Linked DNA regions of Mus musculus: region 1 is linked to region 2. Evidence: chromatin loops called from intact Hi-C (ENCODE). Cell type or tissue: heart. All regions are shown on one strand. Links, peaks and the distances in the headings refer to the core of each region. The heading gives the core; the rest is flanking DNA. Region 1 holds the start of Abra (actin-binding Rho activating protein). Region 2 overlaps Oxr1 (oxidation resistance 1).

The links. Hi-C counts contacts between places; a loop is a spot of excess contacts. Peaks named below come from ENCODE experiments on the same cell type or tissue, not always from the same donor. Only the 100,000 strongest peaks of a DNase experiment are listed, where the experiment ranks them.
Region 1: it touches region 2 in a loop (2.4-fold over the local background); 5 of 42 quality-filtered maps call a loop at or near these places.

Annotation. Positions count from the first base shown.
Region 1 is chr15:41,861,408-41,870,967 of GRCm38, forward strand. It overlaps Abra (actin-binding Rho activating protein), which reads right to left and starts at 8,313. Exons shown (of 2, transcript NM_175456.4): 1 at 7,612-8,313; 2 at 3,886-4,945. The coding sequence starts at 8,261. The coding sequence ends at 4,468. In heart, for the core only: CTCF peaks have their summits at 4,931 and 6,098 (motif pointing right); DNase peaks (open chromatin) are centred at 4,864 and 8,304; H3K4me3 peaks cover 3,341 bases; H3K27ac peaks cover 3,371 bases.
Region 2 is chr15:41,813,377-41,822,936 of GRCm38, forward strand. It overlaps Oxr1 (oxidation resistance 1), which reads left to right. Exons shown (of 17, transcript NM_001130166.1): 7 at 198-350; 8 at 3,706-3,890; 9 at 6,463-7,202. Among named protein-coding and RNA genes, the nearest start is that of Abra, 52 kb to the right of the region's middle. In heart, for the core only: a CTCF peak has its summit at 5,556 (motif pointing right); no DNase peak of the experiment used is centred there; H3K4me3 peaks cover 993 bases; H3K27ac peaks cover 939 bases.

The DNA.
Region 1 (9,560 bases), core at 644-8,643, 48 kb after region 2:
AGAAGTATAGATATCAGCATTTAAAGATAGCTATGAACAAAATACAGTGTGTGTGTGTGTGTGTGTGTGTGTGTGTGTGTGTGTGTGTGTGTGTAATTTGTATATGTGTGTATATATGTTTATATGAAATGCCCAGAATATGGGTAATCTCTCGGACAGCCTTAGGGTTTTGACTTAAGAACTCACATGTGTTGTTATCATCTTGCCAGTGTACCAAGAGGAGAAACTGAGCGTGTAGATAATGACTGTTCACACCCTACTCCCTAGCATGGTATGAGGAAAACATTTAATGTTCTGCTTCAAAATACTAAGGCTTTAAATGAATAAGATAATATTCCTGTGGATGCAGTGCCCCTAGAGATTTTAGACCTGATTTAAAATAGGGTTCTTGAGATAGATCCTTTTACTTTTTCATCATATAATATTGACCAGCATACGAAAAGGCTCTGAGCTTCCCTCTCAAGTTAAAAGAAAAAGAAATTGTACCTAAAGCAGGTGTGACAAAAAATACATATAAAATAGCAGAAGTCAATACAATTTTAAAAGGATGAAAAACATAATCTGAGAATAATCAGTTTTTACTTGTTAGAAAAAATTAACAAAAAACAAAAATAACTAATAAAATGACTACAGGTTTCATTAACAGATGGCAAGAGGATATTTGTGAATATCTTTGTATTAATAAACTTGTTTGTGTGTGAAATAGAGAAATGTTTTGGAAACCATTTAAGGCTGGTAAAAGACGAGATAGGTAGGTAGATAGGTAGGGAGAGAGAGAGAGGGAGAGGGAGAGAGAGAGAGAGAGATACCCACCCTAACAAACAAACTAAAACCATACAAACCATTCCAGGCCCAAGTAGTAATTCTTGGTATTTAAATAAAAACTAACAGTAGGCTTAGGTAGGAAGTTTCTTCTTGAGACCAGAGTGTTCAAACCTTACAAGTTTTGAACTAGTAAGGGAGGTGGTGAGGCAGAACAATCGCTCCATGAACAAGGAAAAGTTATAGAAGTAACTGGCAATTCTCAGGAGACTTCAAATAACCAATAATAGCCATTTCAAAGAGAATGTGAGCTTGGAAACTTAGCGATATCAACTAAAGCCAAGCATGCACTTATCCTTTGACCAGCAAACTTAATTCCTTCCTATGTGCCCAATGGCAGCGAGATGCCACCTATTTATAAGCTCCTAAAAGCTAGTATAGTCTGGTAAGATGTTTGCCCTTCTCTGCACTCACTTCTTGTCATTCCTATAGAACATTGATTTCAGTATTTCTTAATCCCCTTATTCTCAAAACATCTTGATGAACATTTATACCAACATAACCTATTTTGTATGCATATGTATTTTATATCGCTTAAATTTTACCTGCAAGAGTTATTTAGGGAATAGAAATTACACCCAAACAAGTAAGTACAATATAATCTTATCAGATACTGGAATCTCCCCGCTATCTGAGCACAAGGCAGTAGAACAGAAATGAAAACTGCTCTGAAAACTCAAAATAGGTTAGGTCAGCCTATAACTTAAGTAAAACACATTGCACTTAAACCAGCTTTGCACTAAGAAGTGCCCAGGGTACGAAGAATAAAATGGGGACACCGTGCTAAGGGACCACTTCAGCATGGGCTGCATGCTTTGTCTTACAATGACTCAAAATGACTGAGTGGAATGGGTATAACTGAATTCTAGCTCACATAGAGTTATAACTGTACCATGAAAAATGGCTCTGGTAATTTGACGTTATTTCTGTTGATAAATAAGACAGCAACTGGTATTTCAAAGGAAAAGAGAGAAAAAACATGAAGTATTTCTGGGTGTGATATTATTTTACTACACAGTATGGGAAGACAAGGGACCCAAAGCTCAGATGCTCTCCTCTGCAGTTGTGAGCAGAGTGAAGAGGGGCTGAATCAGGGAGGCAGCAACTCGTACCCACTGAGAAGGAGTAAAGAGCCAGTCGAGGGAGGAGTGAAGAATAAGGGAAAGCTTGGGGCTTGGGAGAGCAAGTGCATGCCACTAGGAATTTAGAGCTATTCATGATAAAATACAATCATTTTATATACCTTGTGACTAAAACAGGTCTCTTCATTGCTTTGTTTCCTGAGTTTTCTCATATTTTCTTTTTGGTCAAAATGTTCTCTATGTTTTTAAGTACAAATTTCTCTGTCCTTCAGGGAGAGAATAGTTTTGGATTTGAAGCGAGGAAAAATTATAGGACTAACTAATGGTCTTACAAATTCAATAGTAAGCACCATAAAGTAGAAGAATATAAGAAAAAAATTCTACAAAGCATTAACCACTCATTGTGTTACTAGAGAGCTATGGCGACCACTGCGAGCTGCCTGCTAAGACATGCCTGATACATAGTGTTCCCTCTGAGAAGGGGTATACTGACCTTACAGTCCTCACTCAGAATTCTAGCTTACATGGCATTACTCCTGTACCGGGAGAAGTATTGGTATCAATCCGGAAAGGAACTGACATTTGAAAGTTAAAGCCCAAGAACAAGCTGAGAGTGGACGTGCTCTCACTTTGCCACACAATATGGAAAAGGTTTTCAGTGTATTCTTAAATTCACACAAGCTGAACTTTGAATAATCTTATGCCAGAGCCTGCACAATCTTTGTGTGCAGAGATGAGGAGGCAGGAACTGGTGGAGCATTAGTTGAAACGCGGCTACTGGGACTATCCCAAGTTCAAGTCTGAATTTGTTTTATTTCAAACACACACAGAGTATTTTGGGAATCTAATCTAAAAATAATACAAAAACTGTCACAGCTTCCACTCTGCTGGTTTCCTTCAATTCTGACATGCTTCTCTCTGTGACAACACATGTGCATGTGTATACATAAGAAATCCCATAAAGAATATGAGTAAGGACTAGTGACTCAGACTAGTATGGCAACAAAATCGTGTATGTCTCCTTAAATATGTTAGAATTTTCAGTTTGAAGCAATCATTATTGATAATTTCTATTATTTAATTTGTATTGTTTCTGACATGTAACAATTATGGGTTCCCATTATTTTGAGATATAATAATTTGACTTTTGTATTTATTGTTATAATACTTTTATTGTTATAATACAAAGTATTGTGTATTATACAAAGTATTATAACCATTTTAATTTTAGCTTTTTCAAATACAGTAAGAAATTGTAGTCTCTTGGGAGGCAGAGGCAGGCAGATTTCTGAGTTCGAGGCCAGCCTGGTCTACAGAGTGAGTTCTAGGACAGCCAGGACTATACAGAGAAACCCTGTCTCGAAAAAAAAAAAGAAAAGAAAAAGAAAAAAAAAGAAAAGAAATTGTAGTCTCATATTCATTTGGCTTTAGAATTATAATACACATTAAGGAAAAAATTAGTCACAGGCAGGTCAGTATTAGCTTCCTTGTATTAAATTAGCTTTTTCTTTATCTCAGAAGAACTGATACGCTGTTTGTTTGTTTTAGTTACTTTTTTTTGTTTTATGACATTTTCTTTATTAGAACAGGAAAGAAATATGTCCCAGGTTTTAAATTAAATGATTCTATGAGCTTTTGCTCCATTGAATATTCGTTTCACAGAGTTTCTGTATTTCTTGTTCATTTATTAGCATAATGTAAACAGTATTACCCAGTAAGACTTTCAGCAAAAATCAAACCTGCTCATGAACTCCACAAAGACAAGTCTGACCCTCCCACCAGTGTCCCACTGTCCTAGTGTGTACCGTCTTTGTGGGTCATGAGGCCACTGATAGCATTTGTTTTTGCAGGACTTGTTCACATCTGAATGAGGAAAGCTGATTAAAGGAACCTGGCTGTAATCAAACCACACAGAGGAGCTTCAACATCTTGAATTCTAACTTTGTTTACCCACCAAAGGTGCTGTGATTTTTTTTTTTTTCAAAAGAGTGGAGAATATTCTCAGAAATAGAGTACTTCCTGGGCAGGCATGAGCCCTACCACTTTAACAAAGTGGAAATGATTGCATGTAAGCCTGCTGTCCCAGCACTACAGAGGATGAGCTGACATAACGGTTTGAAGTCATCCTTCGTTAAATAGAGTTGGAGGCCATTCTGAGCTGGTGAGGATTTTTTTAGGCCAAACTTCCAATTTTATTCAGCTTAATGGAATTTTTTCCCCTAAAATATTACATTGCGATGTTGTCCTACTTTATCTAAGGTCAGTTTTCTTACCTGTAATGTGTACTTTTCAATTTATAATAATTTTATCAATGAAGGCCAGAAATTTTTGCTTAAAAAGGTAAGTGGAATTCCAAATATCAATATACTATGTTTGATAGTCTTAATACATTCTTCCAAAAAGTCGAGTGTCTTCGTCAAAATCTTCACATAGTAACCTCATAGAAACAGTACCAAAAGCCATTTATATAAAATCATTTAATATTGATAACATTGCAGAGCAGCTTGCCTTGGAGCTTGTAACACATTACTATTTATCAGCGGTGAGTGGATTTGTTGCGGGCTTACTCAAGGAGAGTAATCACAACATGGTCGTCTCGGCCTTGCCATAGCATCTCTCCTTCAAAGTGCACCAGTCCGTGTTTCCTGGCACGCATGAGGATGCCCACGACTTTATCAGAAATTCGAACATAGCGATCAAAGAGTTCTCCGAAAGTAACCTGGATCTTGCCATCTCGTCTGTGGCGAGCCATTGTGCGGATAACAAAGCACAGTTCCATAATTTCCCGATAGATGTGCTCTTCCGCTCGCTTGGCCCTTTCAGCTGTCTTGCTTCCCTCTTTGGGGCGGCCATAGCCCTCGTCTCCCTTGTGGAGCCGAGTGGACATGGCTAGATCATAGTCAAATTCGTCACTGAAGGGATTGAGCTTCTGGGACTGGACGTGTTCATCGGCCCACTGCTGCCACCTCCCTTTCAAGTTGTCCACTTGGCTGTATTTCCGATGGGCCTTACAGTTGAGTGTCTCAGAGTACCTGTTTGCCCTAGCGGAGAGAAGTGGAGAAGCAAAGTGAATACATGAAGCAAGTGCCGGACCCCGTGTACTTCCCATGTGTAGTCTCTGTCGTGGTATATGTCACAACTTTCTTTATCAATAACAATGATGGATTAGCCACTAGTGATATTAAACTCAAGCTTTAAAAAACAAAACACAAAACCTTCCTTACATAGAGTGTGAGGCCATCTACTAAAACGTTGCATGTCAAACATTCTTGAACTAGAATCAGTTCTTAGAGGGTTTCTGATAAGAGCTATTTCCCAAACATGCATTTGGTACTGCTATACAGATTGGAGTAGTTCTACATAGAATTCCATATTTATTTAGGTTTTGTCTGTTTGTTTTTATGAAAGCCTGTTTACACTAGGGTCAATGATGAACACACATTTTTTAAAGTAATGGGTTGCACAGGTAGAAGACCAAAAACATTTATTGAACACTATTTGGCTGGCATTTTTCTAAATACTTATTATTCTCCGCAATCTTTAAAAATGGATATTTCAGCTGTGTAGATGAAGAAACTGAAGCCAGGAAGACACAGGAGCACCCTAAAGACACAGAACTGTAAGCAGTAGGCTAAGACTGGACTTTGAAGCCAAGTTAAGCCGTCAGGATGTAACTTAAAAAAAAAATACTGCTTCCTCTAAAACAGAGGGAGGAGTCCATCTTCACAAAGCACCCAACTTTATCTCCAGAGCGTTAAGTAGCCTCACATCTGGAAGCTTTGGACTTGAAGGTGTAACGAGCCATTCCAGCACTGTCCCCATGGGTGGCATGGCAGGGCCCTATGAGCACTCATAAGTCACTGTTCTAAGCCCGAGAGTGGGCCAGGCTTATCTGTCAAGGTACAAACTTCTAAATTCTCCATGACAAATGGGCTCAGGAGACAAAGGGCTCAGTGAATCACACAGCAACTGCTTACTTAACTGCTTCTAAAGCATTTCAGTCTCTGTCCCTGGGGTCATGAGCTCTGTCCTATCAGAATAGCCTGAGTTTGTGGACTTCTTATGTCATCACAGTGCCAGGGCGCAAGTGTTTGCTGTAAGGAAGACACACACAAGCAGCCCACACACACAAATAGCCCATCAAACACAGACACCAAACCTATATACGGTTTAGATGCACCCTCGAAAGTTATTTTCAAGGAAATAACATCCACCAGATGGCGAAATTTCATTAATTCCCATGTTCAGAAAATCCTCTTAAGTCCTCTCGCTGTTAGGCTAGAATGGGAAGGGAATGAGGGTTTTTGTTTGTTTGGTTGGTTTTCTTTTTCTTTTCTTTTCTTTTTTTTTTTTCCTAGCCAGAGGGAGATAAACATGCAGCAAGGTTAACTGGGGAGATCCCCATACAGTACAAGTTTATCTCAATTTCTTAAGCTTGAGCAGTCTCTAGAAAATGTCCTTCACCTGAATGGCAGCTTCAGTGGGTCAAGAGGTCTTAAGAAGGAATTTCCCAGTACATGTTTGGGATGTACCGGTATGAAGGGAGATGGTTGTGACCCCCACAGTCAGTGCCCAGTTGTCTTTGTGGCTAAAGAACCCCAGCTCCTCATTCCACTATGCTCAGAAATGCTGGTTATTGGCACTGCCCAGGGACTGTCACTAATTTAACTAATCAATGTGTGTGTGTGTGTGTGTGTGTGTGTGTGTGTGTAAGGGGGGGGTGTCACATGTCAAGACTACTATCTAAATTGCAGCACCATCATTGCTGAACAATTATGACCTTTATTCTCCTTTCTAACAAGCTTGAGACCCAGGCCTCTGATTCTTTTTACAAATTGGTAACTATTCCCAAGTCCAAGGAAAGCATTCTTTTCATTGGAATGGGGGGAAGGGAGTGGGAGTAAGTATCAAGCTAGGTTGGAGAGATAGTTAAGAGTTCTTGCAATGCCAACATGAGGACCTGAGGTTGAATCCCCAGACCCCACATAAAAATAAAAATAAAAATATGGCCAACGTTTATAGAAGCCCAGCACTGAAAAGCAGACAGACATCCTGGTCAGCCAGGTGAGGCAAAATGGCAAACCTCAGGTTTAGTGAGATACTTGTCTTGTATATGAGAGGTGAATGACAGAATGTACACGTGCATGCACAAATGCATACACACACTCATGTGCACACACACAGAAAAGTAAAAGGCCATGTTTTTTTGTTTTTTATTTTTTTCTCTTTGTTTTAAAGCCCCTTAAGCCCTGCACTTTAGAGGTTACCAAGATCAATAAAACTGACATCTTGCTTTATGCTAAGGGAATTCGAGTAGCATGGGGATTATAAAACAAGCTCTAGTTCCGGAAACCTTTCCAGCTGCCTCGGTGTTCATGTGACTTTCGTGTGTCTTAGTGTCTCAGTGTCTCATTTTCTAAGCTTATATGCATTTCTACTACACCAAGAAGGTGGTCCATGTACAAGTCTAATTCAGGAAGCCTGAGAAGAGTGCTGACAGCAATTCCCACTTGTAGGTAAATCAGTGATGGCATGGACCAGAAGAGCCACAGCCGAAGTTAGTTAGCACTGTTCTTTCAGGTCAGGGATGTGCTACCCAAAAGAACCCACTCTAACTGGCAATTTATCGTCTGCCCTCTATACTTTTAGTATTAGTTGGAACTCCTTGTGATTGAGGCATAAGGAGTAGAAGGATGTATTCACTTACTGGGAGAGCAAGGGGCGTTTGATCCTGGCAGGAGCCACAGGCGCTGCATCTTGCTCAGGCCTCTCCTCCATATCCCCTCCGTAGCCACTGTCCTCTGTGTCTACGCTGTCACTCTTCCACGTGGGCTCTTCCTGTTCCATCACTTTCCAGCCTTTGGTCAGCTCAGACACCAGGTTGGTGCATTTTCTTCTCCGTGTTGGCGAGTCGTGACTAAGAAGGATTCTGTCAATGTCATTCTCTGGCTGAATAGCTTCAGACACGCCGCCATCATTCTCATACCTGTGGCTCAGGTAGTTCACATCTCCTCCCCTCTCATAAGCCTTGCTGACAACCGTTCTGGTCACCTCTTTCCTTTTAATGTGGGAGACCTCGGTGGCTTCTTCTGAGTGTTGTCCCTCTCCGTCTCGATCTGGCTTTGGAGACAGAGTTTTGGGGGCATGCTGGTAAGGACCGGCTTCTTTAGGAGCGTTAGGTAGGTCATGAGTTGCTCCCGGCAGCCAGCCTGCAGGCTCCTGGGCCTGTTTGGTACTGTTCTCATTCGCCCACTGCTGCCAACCTCGGGCCAAATTGATAACCAGGGTTGCTGTGCGGACCTTCCGGAGGGCACTCTTGGCCGGCCCCGCCTCCCTTTCCCTTTCTCCTGGAGCCATGCTACCTGTTTCTTCTCTGCTGACAGCCTGGGCACCAGCTAAAGGGGAATGTGGTTGAGAGAGATGCCTGGGATTTAAATAGAAGCAGGGTGTGAGTGGGAAGGAGAGCCTGTGACGGTGGAAACTATGCAAAGTATTTCTTGCCAAGATGTGGTGCCATGGCCCTGACGGTGTTCTGTTTTTAAACCCTGACAAGTCCCATTTCATCACAGCAGAGGGACATTTCTGGTGGCAAAGGACACGGATATGTTCCCTCCTCTCTCCTCCAAGTGCCAGAGTGGAAAGCACTAGATTGAATCATGTGCTCAGCTTTATGTTTTCCTTGACCTTAAAATATGATCCAACCATTTAGAGGAGTGTACAGTTAGTGCTCAGATTGTCCTAGACTGTTCAGGGCTTGTTGTCTCAGTTAAATCTCGGTAGCCCTCAATACAGCTGTTATTTGGTCTCCTTTAATAGCAGAGTGAAAAGGTATCTTACTCCCTGCAGATAATAATATATGAGATTAAAATCATGAGAGGTTCGAAGCTGGAGCTTCCTTTTAATCTATAACAATTAGAAACAAATTATAGAAGACTGTCTGCTCAGATCTTCATTTTCCAGATGGAAGTATTGACACCCAGAGGAAAATGAGGTCTAAATGTTGAAAGGCTTACTATTGTTGACATCCTATTAATATACATTAGCATGATATATATATTAATATTAAGACAGTAAACTCTTCTAATGACATAAAATTAAATTTTACTTTTATGTATTTTAGAAATTATGACTAAAATAATCTCTTAAAATATCAAAATGGTTAAATCCATATAATGACAAAATAATGGCTGTTATCTGAAGCATGCACTATTGAATTTTATTTTATTTTATTTTATTTTATTTTATTTTATTTTATTTTAGACAAAGTCTCCTTATGTACCCCTACCTGGCCTGGAACTTGCTATGTAGAACAAGTTTTCTTCAACTTCCCAGAGATCCACCTGCTTCTGCCCACTGTGTGCTAGACTTAAAGGCATGCACCACCAATCTGGCTCCCACCTTGTCTGGATTTTAACAATTAACTATTAGTTTAGTTCAGTTTTATCTTTTATCGTTGAGGTTGTAACATAATCACTCATTTTCTTCTCTCCCTACAAACCTCCCATATCTCTACATGCTCTCCTTCAAGTTTATGGCTTCTTTTTTCATCAGTTGTTGTTGTTGTTGTTGTTGTTGTTGTTGTTGTGTGTTTGCTAAATAAATAAGTGCAACCCTCTAGTCTATATAATGTTATTTAGATGAGGCTCTGATCATATA
Region 2 (9,560 bases), core at 807-8,806:
GCTGTATTTAAAATCTTCATTAAAAATGAAAATACCATTATTGTTATAATTTTTGAGACTTTGGGGTATTTACCGTAATGGTGTGAGAGGGAAAGAGAGTAGGATTTCCTGGGGAAGGTTGTTTGTTGGCCCTTAACAGTGTATGCACCTAGTTTCCTAAGGCACGGTTTTTTGTGTTTTGCTTTGCTTTGCTTAAGACTCCAGATGTAGCCCATCCAAAAGAAGCACCCCCGGCATCGACTGTGAGCGGTATTCGGCCTGCGAGAGTTGTGTCTTCAACTTCTGAAGAAGAAGAAGCCTTTACTGAGAAATTTCTTAAAATTAATTGCAAATATATCACCATTGGCAAGGTAATCAATGACATCTTAGAGTGGACTTTTGTCACGCTTCAGTTCACTGAGCTATGAAAGCTTTAAGTCAATAATGTCAGCCACTCCTGACTATTTTACCACAGTTTCGGTAACTGGATGTTTGAGTTAGAATGGACCTTGCCCATAATGTAGAGTCTGGTGATCTATGGCAGTTATTAAAGGTAATGGGATATAAATAAACTCACTACCATAAAGTACATATAATGATTTTTGCTAGGATATTAAACACATCTTTAAAACAGGAATATTGATTATAGCAAAAGTGCTAGTTTTAGAAAACATGACATAACATACAAATTAAGAGATGACTCATCTCTAGTGAATATATACTATATGAGATAATTCATCTCTAGTGAATATATACTATATGAGATAATTCATCTCTGGTGAATATATAATATATGAGATAATTCACCTGTAGTGAATATATATTATATCGTAGGAAGTATTTGAGGTGTGTTAATTCTTTGAATTATTTTAATATATTTCTGAAAATTTAGGGATATTTTATGTTTTGTTTTGTTTTGTTTTGTTTTGTTTTGTTTGAGACAGGGTTTCTATGCATAGCTCTGACTGTTCTAAAACTAGCTCTAGACCAGGCTGGCCTCAAATTCATAGATCCACCTGCCTCTGCATCCTGAGTACTGTATGCACCACCAGCAGCCAGCTGTAGGTACGTTTCTGTTAACTAATTTCTGGTGAGATCTCATGTGGTCAGAGAATATCTTTACCTCCATTTGAAGGCTTCATTTAATATAGTGTGACTTATTTCCTGACTTAGAGTCTCTTGATAAACCTTGCATGTATGCTTAAAAAAACGTATATTTTGCTTCTGCTGAGTGGAAGACGATAATGGTTCCCCCCCCCCTATTATATGTGGGAATGCTTAGCATTCCTATATTATCTGCCTGACTTGACTGATTGTGAGAAACTGACATTAATCTTGGGGATCCTTGTCCTGAGGTCCGCCCTGGTGGACAGTGGCAGATGCTGCTAGCGACCTTTCCACTTCCCTTGAGAAGTGTTAACGTGTCTCCTTCTCTGTATTATAAAGTGTATTTCTTATGGGTAGTGTATGATTTTAAACTTTTAGTCAAATGAGCTAAAAATGGTAAATTCTTGGGATTTTCATAACTTTGACCTTGAGGAAAGAAGTTTGAAGGATTCCCCTCTTAGCCCCTAGGTAGTTAAAGAGACTGACTAATCCAGTGGGTAAGGTGTCGCCTGGTTTAGTCCAGAAAATAGAAGCAGCTCTGAGGTCTTTTTGTAGTGTTAAAGTGTGTGCAGAGCTGGAAGCATTTGTATTACACTGGACCATTTGTTCATTTGTTCCTACTTAGAATTATCTCCTGAAAGTACTCTAAAATGTAACCCATGGCATGCTGATAATGTGAGCCAAATCTGCTACAGGCTGGGCGTGTAGCTCAGTGATAGAGTACTTGCCCTGAATGCATGATGTTCTAGGATCTTTCCTCAATATCTCCAAAAATAAACACAAAATCCAGGAAAGAAAATAATCAGTTAAAATTCGTATACAATTAAAACTTACAAAATCTCTTTCAGAGTATTTGAAATATATTGTTTAATTTTAGCCAGTTGCTTGCTTTCATTTTTCAAAGTGTTTAGTTTACAGAAATTGAAGCAGCAGAAGAATCAAAAGGTTAGAGCCCTTTTAAGATTTTGGTACAGTGCATGCACTGTGGCCTTATAGTATTGGGTTATCCCCAGCAATGTCAATGTCCTGTGTAACACTTTATTGGCTCTCATTAGTTTGCGTTGGCATGTGCTTCAGTGGTACAAATTGTTGTAAACACTGCTCAAAGGCCAAATAAGCTAAAGTTTATGTAAAGTTATCACTTCTTAAGGAGATTCATTGTCTGAACTAAAAGGAGTGGCAGCTAGGGGCCTTTGGGATGGCCCTGTGGGTAAAGACCCTTGGAAGCAGAAAACTAACTCTGCAAGCTGTCCTACGGCCACCTCGCACTTGTCCTGGCACATAACATACGCACAGGAGCAATTACCCACACACAGTAAACAGTGCCTTTTAAAGACGTGCTAGGTGAAATCCTTAGATCACTTAACCCACCAACAGGCACCCATATAGACTTCCTTTACTATGACGTAGGTTTACTGTAAGTCTTTCATACCTGTGATATCTGCTGCCGTTGGTGACCTCACTTATTCCGGAGATTTCATCAGGAGAGTCTTTCCAGCTTTCTTAGTCCTGTAAAAGGCGATGTCTGCCATAACTTACACCACGCTTTGTTGACTGTGCCTGCGTGGGAACTTGAAAGAATGGTGTGATAGCAAATCAAGTGTGCGGTCTGACTTGCTTTCTCAATGACACTTCAGGAAAAAGCAAGATGGCTTCAAATTACCATTGGATTTTCAGAAATTTGTCAGGCTTTTTATAGACTATCTTGAAACAAAAGTTTAAAAGTGAGAGTAAGGGATGCTTCGCCCTTGGTTTGGAGTAAGGATCCTTTGTGATGTGAATAGTAATATGGTGGAGGGACAGACTATCCAGACGGGTGTTTTCTTTTGGACAAATTGCTCACTTATCTCAGTCTTTATTTTCACATCTGAAGAATAGGATATTTCAGAACAGTTTAGAAATAGTACCTATTTCAGAGCTAGGATTATGAGTCAACAGTGTACATGCAGAGTTTGCTACATATGAAAGAATAAATAATAATTCCTACCAATTGTGTCAACTGTTTATAAACCTTCATTGATAAAATGTAGACACTTAAGGTTTATAGCACTATTTATATAAGTTCATTTACAATTCATGGTCTTTAATGGCAAATGAAAAAATAGTTATGGCCTAATACGAATTTTATTTAATATACCAACTTTACAGATGAAGAAATATGCCCTAAAACTTTGTATTCTGAAAGTCCCATAACTGATGAATCGCAAATTCAAGTAAAACTGGTTACTTTTTTCAAACAGTATTTCTATGGAATTCTTCCTTTACCACTGATAATGAGTTATTAGTGCCCATGTAGCTGCATTTGGTACTTGTATGGAGGGAAGAACACAGGAGGTGGGGGCAGATTCCTGTAAAGCTTGGTCTCCTGCAGTGTGTTCTCTTCATAGTCAGGTCAGACTTCATCCCTCACATGATTGTTTTAGGCAGAACATGATATTCTTTGAATTGTGTCTCTGCTGAGGAAAAAAATAGTTTAGTAGAAAAGCATGTTTTCATGAAAGTGCCACAGTGCCTGAAAGCAGATGGCCAGAAGTCAGAAAAGGCACTTAACGAGGTACCTAGAATCTTTATGAAATTAGGAACCTTGGAGATTGAATGGTGCTTTCTGTTTCCTCCTAGGGCACAGTCAGTGGCGTCCTGCTAGTCACACCAAATAACATAATGTTTGATCCACACAAGACAGACCCCTTGGTTCAAGAGAACGGTTGTGAGGAATACGGCATCATGTGTCCGATGGAAGAGGTGATGTCAGCTGCCATGTACAAAGAGATTTTGGATAGCAAAATAAAGGAATCACTGCCCATGTGCGTATGTCACTGTACAGGCTGGTAGTTGGGCTTCACTCTTTTTTTTTCTTTGTTTTGTTGGTTGGTTGGGATTTTTTTTATATATATTTATATAGTTGAACCTTCTCTAATACTCTTATTTTCTTAGTCTTATTATAGCTGCTTTTTATTTTGTCAGTAGTAAAACAAGAATCTAAGCACTATTGGATAGTTGATTTTTAGTGTGCCTGGTATTTAGTTAGTAATTTCACTTATATTTACTTGGTTAAAGAATCAGATATTTGACAAGTAGCCTATAGTACTTTTGTAATTTAGTGCTTATCAATCCTTTGTTATTTAGACACAAAATCAAAAAAATTTAACTTATTCTGTATTATTAACAAATAGAATAACTGTCAAGTTCCATGAACGTACCGAAAGAGTAGCGTGTGTAGTTGTGAGTGTGGCACGGACCAAGGCCCAGTGTGGAAGTAATCAGAGCAGCTTTCCATTCACACTTACTGTAGGACTTCTGGGTAAGAAAGTGTCACATGGGAAGAGGAAGCCTCCAGGTTGCACTAGTGAAGGGTTTAGAGTGTGCTAATGTGGGAACTGCTGTAGTAGAATAGCTTAGATATGAAAGTGCCGGGTTAGGCACAGCCCGGAAAGACAGAGGAAGGGAAGAGGTTAGCGTGTAATAGAGACTCCATCCCACTCACTATGAGGCTGACAGCCATGTAAAAATGGCTTCACCTTCACTGATAACAGATAATTTACAGTCTTATGCCAGTTTAAAAATTAGACCTTGGGGTGAAAAAAGTTACAAAGGAGAAGGAGCTAGGTATTTTTTCAGTATATATATATATATAGTATGTAAGCTGTTACCCCTTCTTGGGAAAGGTCCATTTAGCCTGTAATGACAGTTACTGGTTTGGCGTGGTAAAATGATCTCTAGAAACACAAATAATTCCTAGAAAATAAGTATTCTAAACTACTGGATATATTTTTAAGTTGTCAACAAAAGCCAATTTCAGGAAAGAGAACAAAAAATAAAACATCAAACCACAATTAATTGAGCTTAGAGGTAGAGATGAGACACAGGCTGAAAAACCAGCTCCACGGGGGAAGAGGGACTGCTGCGCGTCAGGGAGAGCTTGTCCTGACCTTGCGTCTCAGTGTTTCAGAGTTAAATCCTGTTCTCTATGGTCTGGGACTGCTCTGCAAGGAAGATGGGGTGTCCCTTGCTTTTCAAGTGACCATTTTATCATTCTGCATATTACTTGGAAGGACAGGGACCTGGATTCAAACACTTTAAACAATGTCACTGGAAGGAAATATCCCTAAGTCTTGGCTTGTATGTTAATTGACATCAGAATTTGACTTCAAACAAGATAAATACATAGAGTGGCTTTGCAAAGTAATAGTTTGTTTGCACAGGTGAGGTAAAAGATGTTAATGGTTTTCCCTCTTTTTTAATGCTTGGAGAATTGATTTCTAAGGTACTGTCTAAACTGTGTTGAACAATGCACCATTAATGTTAACCTTTCAAAACATTACATTTCAGGCTAAAAAACTCACTTAAATCATAGCCTGTTAGTTTTTATCTTTGTTTCTGTTTTTAAACCTGCTAACAGCTAGTCTCTTGAGTGTGGCATCTCCAAAGCACGCTCAGGTCCTTGACCCTGTGGGTGCAGTTTAAGTGAATCACCATTAGATGGCACCATTGCAAACTTAGTATCTCCAGTTAGATTGCCTCTTTTAAAAGATGAATCCAGTACAAAGGCAGAAGGCACTTAAACTAAATCTTTAAAATAAAGATATGCCTTATGGAAAAATATATATATTGTTACAAAATCTTGAAAACCATAAGAAAGTTACATAAGAGACTTAGCCGTAATATCCACAGAAGGTCGCTCACTTACTGCCGTTCTGACTGGCATACTTGTTCTCTAGCCATACGTGCAAGGCATTGGTGCTTTGCCACTGAGACGTCAAGGAACCGTCATTCCAAATTGCTGACTTCTTAAATGATGCTTATTTCCAGAACATATATCTTGGGAACATTAGTATTTACCTAAAACAATGCCAGGAAAGTTGGATATGAGACCTCACCATAAAACGTTCATAATCTAACATCTTAGTTCGTTAACTGGACAGATTCTCTTAGCACTGTTCTGAGCTTATAGAGTTCCTTTAAATGTTTTGCCTCAGCTTGGTTCTCATTATTCATGTTTTTTACTCTCTCTTTGTATATAAATAAGTACTGCATATGTATATGATAAATTGAAATTTTCTATTGTCCCTGTCCTACCAATGAAAATTTTCTTTCAGTATTATAATTTCGTCAGGAATTTAAGTTATCAGACTTTGTGGTAGTTTTCTTACGAGGAGCGCTTACATTGATGTTTCCCAGATGGTAAACAGTTGATGAAAAACCTCGATGTAATGATGTGGTATATATGAAATGCATGGTGTTTGTATATTCTGTTGATAGCGCTACTTTGCTGTTTTTGAAAAGCCTCTTCTGTGATACTATTTTATTATTTGCTTGTAGAAGGTAAATTGATACAGTTTTTAATGTCTAATACTTTTTTATTTTCCTTAATAACAGAGAACTAGATCAGTTGTCAGGAAGGGGGTCCTGCCATTCAAAGAAAGCGACAGGAGTCTCTGCTGAGGACGCAGACCCGAGAGCGCGTGACCAGGGTAACGACAGTGCCAGCACTGCTCCCAGGAGCACCGAGGAGTCTCTCTCGGAAGACGCTTTCACAGAGTCAGAACTCTCTCCTATCCGCGAGGAGCTGCTCTCCTCGGAGCCGAGACAGGAGAAGTCATCTGATGCCTCGTCAGAATCTGTGCAGACTGTCAGTCAGATGGAAGTCCAGTCCTTGACAGCCACGTCAGAGGCTGCTAACGTTCCTGACCGCACTAGCTCTAACCCTGGGGCTCTATCTCATGAAACTGGCTTAAGTGGTCTGGAAACAGCCACTAAAGGAGGAGATAAAGCTACAGAAAGCCTTCAAGAAGTCTCAGGCCCAAAGGAACAAAGCACAGAAGTAAAAGGTCAGGATAACCAGGATTCTTCCCACCAGGAAAGTTCACTGCAGCAAGAGGCAGGTGAAGACAGTGTATCTTCTGGAGAAACAGTAGAACTGAAAGAAAAACCAGCTGTTCTTAAGGATCAACAAGGGCAGGAGCTAAAACGGGACTCAGAGACAGAAGTAGAGGAGCTGCGCAAACTCTGGAAAACTCACTCTATGCAGCAAGCCAAGCAGCAAAGGGACACGATTCAGCAGGTGTCACAGAGAGAAAGTAAACACAGCAGCGCAGCAGCAGACGCACATGGAGAGGGTAAGTGCTAGGGAGATGCAAGGCTGGTTAGTCTGTTTGATTGCATGTTGCTTTCTGCTTTCTCTCTGAGCAGAGACTGCTGACTTAAGGCAGTGTGAAGGAGAAGCAAACCACTCTTGACTGGCTTTATTCCGGGAACATGTCTGCAGTGCCTGGTCTCTGAACTTCTTTTCTGCCATGTTTAAGCACTCCTAATGCAAAGCACTTTCCATAAAGTCTGTCTTATGAACATGTTGTACCCACACTGTATAATACAGTGATTGCTCCATTTTCTTTTCAATTATATCATTACATATTTAATGTCCGAATTTCAATTTATAGTTACCAAAGTTTTAATTCCATAATTTTTGTAAAAAGAACTGTCGACAGTAAAAATCTACTTCTGCAGTTCTTTTACGTACGTAAAAATCCGATGCTCATCTGATTCGATGGCTTCCTTTAAAAACAAATGCTCAGGATAAAAGTTATCACTTCTTGTCTTAGTTCAGGTTTTGTTCATATGAGTATTACCGTAGTATAGTGTGCTTTGCTTAATACATTATGATTAAGTAGCTACGGCTCAAACATTTCCCAATTCTATTGATATATTGCCCACATTGATTCAATTTATATATGAGCGTTTTCTTAATTTCAAGTTTTTATTTTACTAAAATGATAATCTGTCTTTAACCTTTTTCAAAGGCTTCAAAAAAAACTGAACAACATATACAAAGATAATTATTCCAATGTTACTTATATCAAAGAGAGTAAATACCTTAACAATATGAATTGTTAGAAACAAATAAACTATTGGATAAATTAAAGACTAATACAGCCACATTTAAAAAAATTATAATGAGTATGCACTACACAGATGTTAAGTGAAAAGAAGCATGAAATAGCAGTACATATTGTACAATCCTCAGTTTACATTAAAGTCTGTATGCACAGATAGACGCAATGGGAGTCAAAACCAAAAATTCCTTCCAAAGATCTGTAGTAACCTTAATACTAGTTGGTCATCCTCCGTTATCAATTCCAGGTAATTCTGTAAACTGTGCTATAACCTCCTGTATTTGACAATCCTTCCTAATAAATGTTCATTGTGTTCTGAGAAAAGAAAACACAGCATAGAAAAAGACAGTTCTCCTTTTACAGAAATTGCTGTCAGTAAACACATTCTTTAGTTAGTAATGATTATAATCTTAGATTTTCAAACTATCTTAGTTGGGAAATACAAAGAAAATTCAGTATTTTAAAAACTGAACGTTGGACGTGACCGTACATGCTTCAAGCCCATAAGTCTTGCTATGTAAATGAGGTATCTTCTGGCCTCCATCAACAAGGTGGTGGAACTGCTGCCATTCCAGTGTTTGCACTGTGCCAGGTGGAGCCAGCAGCGGAGGTGAGGATGATGGACAGCGGCTGTGGAGAATGAGCAGATCCTCAAAGGGGATCTGGCAAGTCCTCTTCCGGTGTGTGACACCCCCCTCCACAAAAACCAAAAAGAGGGACGCAAGTAGATAGATGCGTGTACAGAATTTGTGTACAGCCGAGTGATTTACAATACTATGCATATGACTGAATTAAAATGTGACACATCATATACGTGGAAATGTTAATTCTTCAGGTTTAAAGAGCAGGAAGTTTCTGTCACATACGTGTGTATATATAATAATGACAATTGATGAAAGAGCCCCATGAGTTTGAAAGAGAGGAAGAAGGGCTATGTGGGAAGGCTTATAGGGAAGAGTTGACTTGGGAAGTGATGTCATTGTATTACAATCTCAATAATTAAGTTTTTAAAAAGGGGAAAGTCTAAGACGGGTAAGTGGTGACAGCCTGTGGCTGAGTGAAAGGTGCACCACAGACATGTGTGTGCTCTGCTTCTGCATGGTGCCGCGTAAAGGAAGACGAGGAGCACACACTGCTGATTATGACTGGGGGGGGGGGAGCGGGGGGGCAGCTCATGGCTTAGTCAAGTGCTGCTTTGCTTTGAGAACAGTGTGAGAGCTGTCAGCATGGATGGTAGGGGTGAGTGGACAACAACACGAGTGTACTGATGCCTACAAATTTTAGATTTCAAACTGGTCCAAATGGCCACTTTATACCCCCCACCCCCCACCCCCACAAAAACCCAAACCAAAAACAAAATAATAAATTTTATCCTATGTATCATTTAAGTAAAATAATATTGCTGATTTCTTACACCTTTGTTTGTATGTATGTACAGACCAGAGATTTCATTAAATTCTTTACTTTGTATTAAAATAACCATTTAGAAATTATGTATACTTACTTAGCTATGATTTTTGTAGAGTAATAGAGAATACACAGAATATCTTACAGTATATGCAGTTGAGCATAGCTGTTATTAGC